Regions from separate parts of the Mus musculus genome. Here region 1 is linked to region 2. A link is a contact called in ENCODE Hi-C or POLR2A ChIA-PET data. All regions are on one chromosome and are shown on one strand. Each heading gives the region's core, a stretch centred on a gene start or an enhancer-like site at or near the end of the contact. The rest is flanking DNA. Distances are from core to core; before and after follow the strand shown.

What was found. A loop is a pair of places that touch in the nucleus more often than their neighbours do. ChIA-PET counts read pairs that join two places held with the same protein, here RNA polymerase II (POLR2A).
Region 1: POLR2A ChIA-PET joins it to region 2 with 12 read pairs in Patski. The contact joins two enhancer-like sites. A Hi-C loop is called at or near these places in 3 of 37 maps with a recorded cell type or tissue (T-helper 17 cell, gastrocnemius and heart). POLR2A ChIA-PET finds 5 or more read pairs at or near these places in 3 of 5 experiments (Patski and embryonic stem cell).

Annotation. Positions count from the first base shown.
Region 1 is chr19:46,986,296-46,990,023 of GRCm38, reverse strand. It overlaps a transcript of Nt5c2 not described here. Among named protein-coding and RNA genes, the nearest start is that of Nt5c2, 26 kb to the right of the region's middle. Within about 2 kb of position 2,228, at least 1 of the 3 ENCODE cell types and tissues checked has a DNase peak (open chromatin) inside an H3K27ac peak, as active enhancers do.
Region 2 is chr19:46,927,120-46,930,966 of GRCm38, reverse strand. All of the region lies in intron 2 of Nt5c2 (5'-nucleotidase, cytosolic II), which reads left to right. Among named protein-coding and RNA genes, the nearest start is that of Nt5c2, 33 kb to the left of the region's middle. Within about 2 kb of position 1,592, at least 1 of the 3 ENCODE cell types and tissues checked has a DNase peak (open chromatin) inside an H3K27ac peak, as active enhancers do.

The DNA.
Region 1 (3,728 bases), core at 979-3,478, 58 kb before region 2:
GTACTCCACACTAATGAGGTACCTAGATAAGCCCCTGAGGGTTCAGCCAATTAGCTTCCCTTCCTGTGCACTCCTTCCCGCAAAAGGTATTTGATCCCCGGTTCACCCTGAGTGAAGTGTATGCAATTAATATCCACCATCAAATAAACCAATATGACCAAGCAAGCTGCGGGGAAGGCCTTCATCTTAAAGAGCCTCGCCTAAACTCCCGAAGAAGTCCTTCTCTCTCTTCTTCCAGAGCTCACTTGTAATCAGACTGGTCCCGCCCTTCCTGGACTCTGTCTTCCCCTTCCTGTCCAGTGCATGGATGCCCCAAGGGGAAGCATGGACCATGGACCCTGTGCCCCGACTCCCAGCTGTATGCCAGTGGCGCCCAGGTACATAGGAGACTGGGAACCACGGCATAGGTCCCAGACCCCGCAGCAGACCACCATTCTGGGGACTTCGTTCTGCCTCCCCCGAGCTGCATGCCAGCTGTGCCCAGGCATCCCAGCGGCAAGGCAGGACGCAGTTCAGCAATGCACACTACTGCAATGGCTTCTGGGTATCTACCCACAAGGCCATCTCCCCATCCTGAAAGATGTTTTTAAAAAAAAAATACTTACGAATTTATTTCTTTAGTTTTCATTTCTTTAACATCTCTTTAATTCAATAGCCAAGGAGTGAGGCAGGCATTATTATTCTCATTGAACAAATAATTTATCACTGGGTCTCTAATTATCCCACCCTACCACCCAGTGACGAATACAATCTGCTTAGCTGGCTACTGGTTAATGTAACATAATGTAACACAATATAACACAATGTAACAACTGGTGAAGTGTAACACATGGAAGGAATGTGGGCCTTGGCTTTGGCTGACTTGGAGATCATATGGGTCAGCTACTTGAGTCCAGGAGGCCCCAGCAGTGACTATACATCACTTTAGCCACCTGTAAAGGCCCCTCCCGCCAATGAATGGCTGGTTGCCATCCAGGGCTATGCAGAGAAATGCTCGCCTCTCCCCTCTTTCTGCAGGAGCAGCCAAGCAGATCATGAACCTGAGAGCCCAGCGGTTGGTTCCAGCCTCTGGGTCAGGGGGCAAGGAGGCTGAAGGGAGGGGAGTGCCTGGGCACCCTGCCACAGCTGCACCTTTAGTTAATATTTATTCTTTCTTTCTTTTGCCCAGAGACTAGGGGAGCCCAATCACAGATAGTGAAGAAAACTCCAGGGCTAGGAGAAGCTGGTTCCTGTCAGGGGTGACTCAGGCAGACCTTTACAGCAGGCAGTGCCCCCACCTGGCTCTGTGCAGGTCTTTTGTGTGGTTGTTAGAGACCACACTACTTATCTGCTCAGCAGAGCAGTCTCCTAGGAGTGCAGGAGGGTGCGGCTGGGTAATGGGTACAGAACAGTTTTATCTTTCTGCACAATGACTTTCCCTGGGGGGGAGGGGGAGACCCCTGGGTCTCTTCAGGGCGTGGCACCCCTTTTCATTAAAACTGCCTTGTCTTTCTAAAACGCATTTTGTTAGTGTTTTCTTTCCCAGAGGGGACTTGTAAATTGAGCTCCTTATTCCTCAGCGCGATATAGAGCTGACCAGAATTTCTGCCAACTCATTGTTCTTCCTCTCTGTGAGCACGGCTTCTCAGCGCCGTGAACCACCATCTTCAGAGTCATTAACGACATGATTTCTGGACCCCAGAGCAGCTGAATTTAGAATGTAGCTCCTTAGCCCCAGAGCACAGCCACTGTTGGCCCCGCGAATCTGTGTTTGGATAGTTGTACTGACTCTCGTGGAGGCTGTAGCGTAAGGACCGTTTGTTCAAGCAAGACCACAGCATTTCCTGACCTGAGCGGTTGAGTTGTAGCCACTTTCCCTACTTGGGCCTTTTCTTCAACCCTCCGAAGACAGAACTTACCAGACACTTATTTTCTGATTCCTGAGGATCATTTATTTCAGATTCTTGGTTATTATATATTTTTAAAAGCAGGATGTCATTTTACAATCTGTCCTGATCTGTAATTGCCTGCATATCCCACCCATGACCTCAAACTCACACCAATCCCCCTGCTTCAGCTCCTTGCATGTAGAGACTATGTTGAACTACCAGACTTGAATCACTTCACCATTCCCGACCTGTGACGACATGACTGCCACTTCAGTCAGGCACACCCCGGATCTTGTCATGACACTGGGGCTCAGCAATGCCAGCCTTCTGGTTTCTGGCCAGAACGTCCTGTCTTTAGCCTGCTTACTTCCCCAATACCCAAGCCTGCTCCCAACTGCCTGCCTGCCTGCCTGCCTGCCTGCCTGCATCTCTCTTTGAAAATAAATGGCCTTGGGCTTCGGAGATGGCTCGGTTGGTAAAATGCTTGCACAGGATCTGAGTTCAATCCCCAGAACCTATGTAAAGATTTTTGGGTGTGATGGTGTGCCCTTGTAATCCCATCGTTGGAGTGGCAGAGACAGGAGGATCCCTGGGGCTGTCTAGTCAGGAAAAGGCTCAGTCTCCAAGGAGGCAGATGGCCTGATGATGAAACCCGAGATTGTCTTCCAGCTGCTACATGTGTGTGTGCGCGCGCGCGCGCACACACACACACACACACACACACACACACACATGCATGGTTTTTTAAAGGCAGTAATGGCTCCCTTTCTTCTTTTACCACTTCTCATCTGAGTACACACCCTGGGTTGGGGACCTTAGTACCACCCCCACCCCACCCCCATCATTATATCTCCCTTCCCTTCCTCTTGCCTTTGTCCTTCCTGACTTCTTTCTGACTACTCAAAAACTCATCCCAGCAAGGCCTCTTCTGGTAGCCATGAGCTGATGCTGTAAGTGTCTCGCACATTGGAAGAGAAGGCGGTGCCCCTGCTCGCTCAGCCTGGCCCTGTTCCTTTGCCCTCCAGTGCAGTAACTCCTAAGGCAGTCGTGAGCTGCCTGACATGGCTGCTAGGATCCGAACTCACATCCTGTGGAGGAGCAGCAGGTTCTCTTAACTGCTGAGCCATCTCTCCAACACTGAAATTACATCTTTTTTTTTTTTTTTTTTCGTTTTTTTTTTCGAGACAGGGTTTCTCTGTATAGCCCTGGCTGTCCTGGCACTCACTTTGTAGACCAGGCTGGCCTCGAACTCAGAAATCCGCCTGCCTCTGCCTCCCTAGTGCTGGGATTAAAGGCGTGTGCCAACACGGCCGGCTGAAATTAAAATTGCATTTTAAATGGGGTTATTGGATATTAGGTTCCCTTATGGGTTTTTTTTTTTTTTCATATCTCCTTCAGTCTGGCTAACCTCCTAACCCCCTTGCGTCCCCATCCCCCACCCTTTCCCTCCTGAAGCATCTCTACCTTTCTACTTCCCTCCCCCTCTTCGGCCATCCCCCCCTCCCCCCCACGGCTTTCTTCTGGTTTTCTGGCTTCTGCAGGTATGAAATGCAAAAAACTAAAAATTCAAAGCTGGGATCTGCATATGAGGAGAACATGCAACATTTGTCTTTCTGACCTTGGGTTACCTCAGTTAGTATACAATTTTAAAGTTTTCTTCATTTTCCTAGAAATATTATAATTTCTTTTTTTAACAGCTGAATAAAATCTGTGGGTGCGTGTATGTATGTGTTGTGTGTTTATGTGTGTATGCCTCTGTGTGTGTGTGTGTGTGTGTTGTGTGTTTATGTGTGTATGCCTGTGTGTGTGTGTGCATGTATGTATGTGTTGTGTGTTTATGTGTGTATGCCTCTGTGTGTG
Region 2 (3,847 bases), core at 343-2,842:
GGGTGCCCACAGAGACCAGAGAGGACATGACAGGCTCCCTGGAGCTGTAGTTACAATGGTTAGAAGGCATCTGATAAGGGTAATGGGATCTGAACTCAGGTCCTCGGTTCTGGAAGGATAAACAGGCTCTGAACTGTTGAGCCATGTGTCAGAGAAACTTGACTATAACAGTAGTGGACAGTGTATAGTTAGCAGCATAAACAAAGCCTCAAGCATGTAAACAGCTTGGTTAATAAAGCAATAACCAGCAAACAATAGGTAATAACAGGAAAGGCTACATGGTATGGATGATACATACTTAATATTTTAGCAAAATAATAAAAGGCTTTCAACTCCTTGAAGATTCAAGAGCTCCTAATTTATTAGTTAAGTAGTTTTGAGCACTCACTAAAGATAATTTAGGAAGACAGTAACTAGCTTTTAACATTTCCCATTTATTTTCAATTGATAATATTTCTAAACTATAGTAAAAACAAATTACATAGAGACAGAAAACATTTTGTTCCTTTTTTGAGATAGGTTCTCACTTGTAGCTCAGGCTAACCTCCCTTGTTCAAAAGTGCTGAGATTATAGGACTTTTTATTATTATATTAGCAAATTATTTCTCTATCAAATTGCTATAAAAGTTTCTAAGTAATAGAAGTCTCTGGGTGGTGTCCTGGATTAGTGAAATGTTCGTGGTGAGAGCATTAGTCTGGGTATCACGTTTCCAGCAGCCCTGCCTCAGAGCAGTCAGCATCCGGATGAGGACAGACCAGTGGGAAGTGTTTTCTGGAGAATTATGACCTTGCGAAGTTAATGGGGTGAAAGACATGGATTCTAAAGACATTTGGAAGTGTGAAGGAAGGCACATAGATAATTGGATGCGGCTTTAAGCTTGAGTGGGGAAAAATGCAGAGGCAGGAACAGGAACAGATTGGGGGGAAAAGCAGCTAGGTTGTTTATATCAAAAAGTCTGCATTTATGCCCTGGCGGTGCTGCTAGCTCACATCTTTGAATCCAGCACTCGGGTGGCAGAGACAGGAGGATCTCTAAGTTTGAGGCCAGCCTGGTCCACAAAGTGAGTTCCTGTACAGCCAGGGCCAAACAGAGAACCATGTCTTGAAAAACAAACAAACAAATAATCAATCTACATTAGAGCATGATTTTTTTCCTGTTTTTGTCTCATTCTGTAGCCCTGACAGTTAACCTTTTTATTTTTTAAAGATTTATTTATTATTATATCTAAGTACACTGTAGCTGTCTTCAGATGCATCAGAAGAGGGCATCAGATCTCATTACGGATGGTTGTGAGCCACCATGTGGTTGCTGGGATTTGAACTCAGGACCTTTGGAAGAGCAGTTGGTGCTCTTAACCACTGAGCCATCGAGCCAGCCCCCAGGCAGTTATCTTGCCTCGACCTAAGTGACATTTGCAGACATGACACTAATTTATTATAGTTCATAATTTGAGTTTACGTACTCAGATGCATTTGGAGTAGTTTCCTGCTAGCAGCTTGAATGCACCACCGCAGCTGCTTACAGTGAAAATAGACGACCAAGAGCATTTTACAGTCCTCTCACTTGTTGTTGCAGTAACTGTTGTTGGGCACTTGGCCAGGAAACTGTGACTCCTAAGCAAAGGGAGGAGTTACAGATGCAGTTCACCATTGCCAGAGAAATTCTATTCCAAATGGATTTGTGTGGAGCAACAGTGATATCCAATGACAAGTTAAATTAGACACAGAGGTGTTTTCTCCCACACTGTCTCAGAAGATACATGGTGTGAGGGGGCCTGGCTCGGGCTAAACAGTCTTTTAGAAATTAGGTTAACATCACACACACTCAAAAATTGTTTTAGGGATTTTAAGAAGAATCTTGTTATGTGACTTCAGAAACTACTTTACCCAGATAGTTTCAGTTTGCCAAACGGAAACCAGTGACAGATGAGGTAATTTTGCTTTGAATTATAGTCAGATCCAAACCAGAGGTTTGCTGTTTACAGAATTTCAAATATAATAAGTTGCATGTTTATGTTAAATCTTAGACTCTTAGATCCCTATTCTTAAAGCACATTGTAGTAATGGTTTTATTTCTTGCAGCTAATATCTGTACCTGAATGGAATTTTGCCTTACTGCTGTGGGATTTGATAGTAAATATTGCTAAAGGTGTTTTTACTGGAGTCTGTGTTTAGTTTTACAATGTTCCTGTGTATGTATCTCCTAGAAATTGTGAGTGTCAGCTCACAGCTCTTATCTGTGGGAATTCTGGATGATAGTTGGATTTATGATTCTGATTTATAATTGGATGCCTAGTTTAGCCATAACATTTTGGGTGATAATTACATGTTTTAAAGCATGCTTTTAATTTTTACAGATATGTTTATGCTCTTGAACATAGGTGAAATTATTCTGCTAGTTAATAGTTTAGTAAGACCATAGTAAGCTGGCACGGGCAGATCTGCAGAAAGGTCCTGGTATTTGTAGAGAAATTTGATTTTTCCCAAGTATGTAAATTTATTTGTTTTGAAATATGTGGGTCAGTGAGCTTGCTTTTCCGTTAATATCTTGTAGTTGACACAATATCTTACACTTCATTTAATTTGTAAACTCGGTGGGGAATGGCCATTAGTCTCAAGCTGAGAGATAAGTGTCTGTTGAAGTCTGTCCTGAGATATGTGAGGTCAGGGTTACATTTTCTCCTGTGCCAAAGGTTTCTCGTTCAGCCTTGGGTATTTGTGTATTTGTAAAGCTTAGCACATACATGCAGGAACTGTGTTTGGCTTAGTTCTCTGTAACAGTTGTTCCTTTGCTTATTACAGCTTAGCTTACACAGCAAATTAGATTTCATTTCTGTATACCTCCTTCTATGTTCATAGTTTATGTTAGGGAAAGAAAAGGAAAGCTGAGACTATAGGTGAGGTTTTCACATAAAGATCACCACAGAAGTGAGGGCATAGGAGTGATGCTCTCTTAAGTTTAGGAGGTGATTCTACGATTTAGAGTACTTGCTTTGAATGAAAAGGAAAGGATATTTGATGCAAGTTTCTCAAATGTATTTTTCCTAATTAAAATGTTTTATTAATATATTGTGTGTTCATGTTTGCGTGCAAATGTTTGTATGTGGGAACTCATGCCACCGCAGGCACTTGGAGAGGTCAAAGGACAACTGAGCGAGTGAGTTCTCTTCTTTGATGGTCCTAAGACTGAACTCAAGTCTCCATGCTTGGCAGCAAGAACTTTTACCCACTTGCCAGATCTTATTTTCTAATCTTAAGGACATACAAAGTTTTGTAGCTCTGACTATTCCCAAAGGATATTCTGTGATATTTGTCACAAAATGAGATGTGTATTCTAGCACACATCGGTAAATGTGTTGATGGAGTAGATAATGTGATTAGTCAACTCAGAGAGGAGTGAGACATGTGACTTGATGGATATTTAGCCATGGTTATTTTGGCAAAAATAGATTTTCTTATTCCTGAAATATGTTATTCCCAGCATTAGCAAGGGTACCCTGCTCTTGCTGTCTTTTCAAAATGTGTCTACTTTGAAAGATTTCCGTGGCTATGCAGGTGCAGCCTTTTTTTCCTCCCCTGACCAAGAAAAGAGCTTTGCTTTGCGACATTTCTTTTATGTTAGTGTCTTCCCTGCTACTTCAGCTGCATCTAAAGCCAGCTAACATCTGTTTTCTATCAAAATTGAAACTGCTTTTTAAAAATTACGTTGTTCTGGACCTATTTCTTAAGATGTGTGACGTGGAAGAGCAATCTTCCTCATCCCCTTGCTGCCTGTGTTAGCTGAGGTATTTTAGGCACATCAGCTGTTACAGCTCTGAGCAGGGCTTCATCCAGTTGGCCCCTTGTC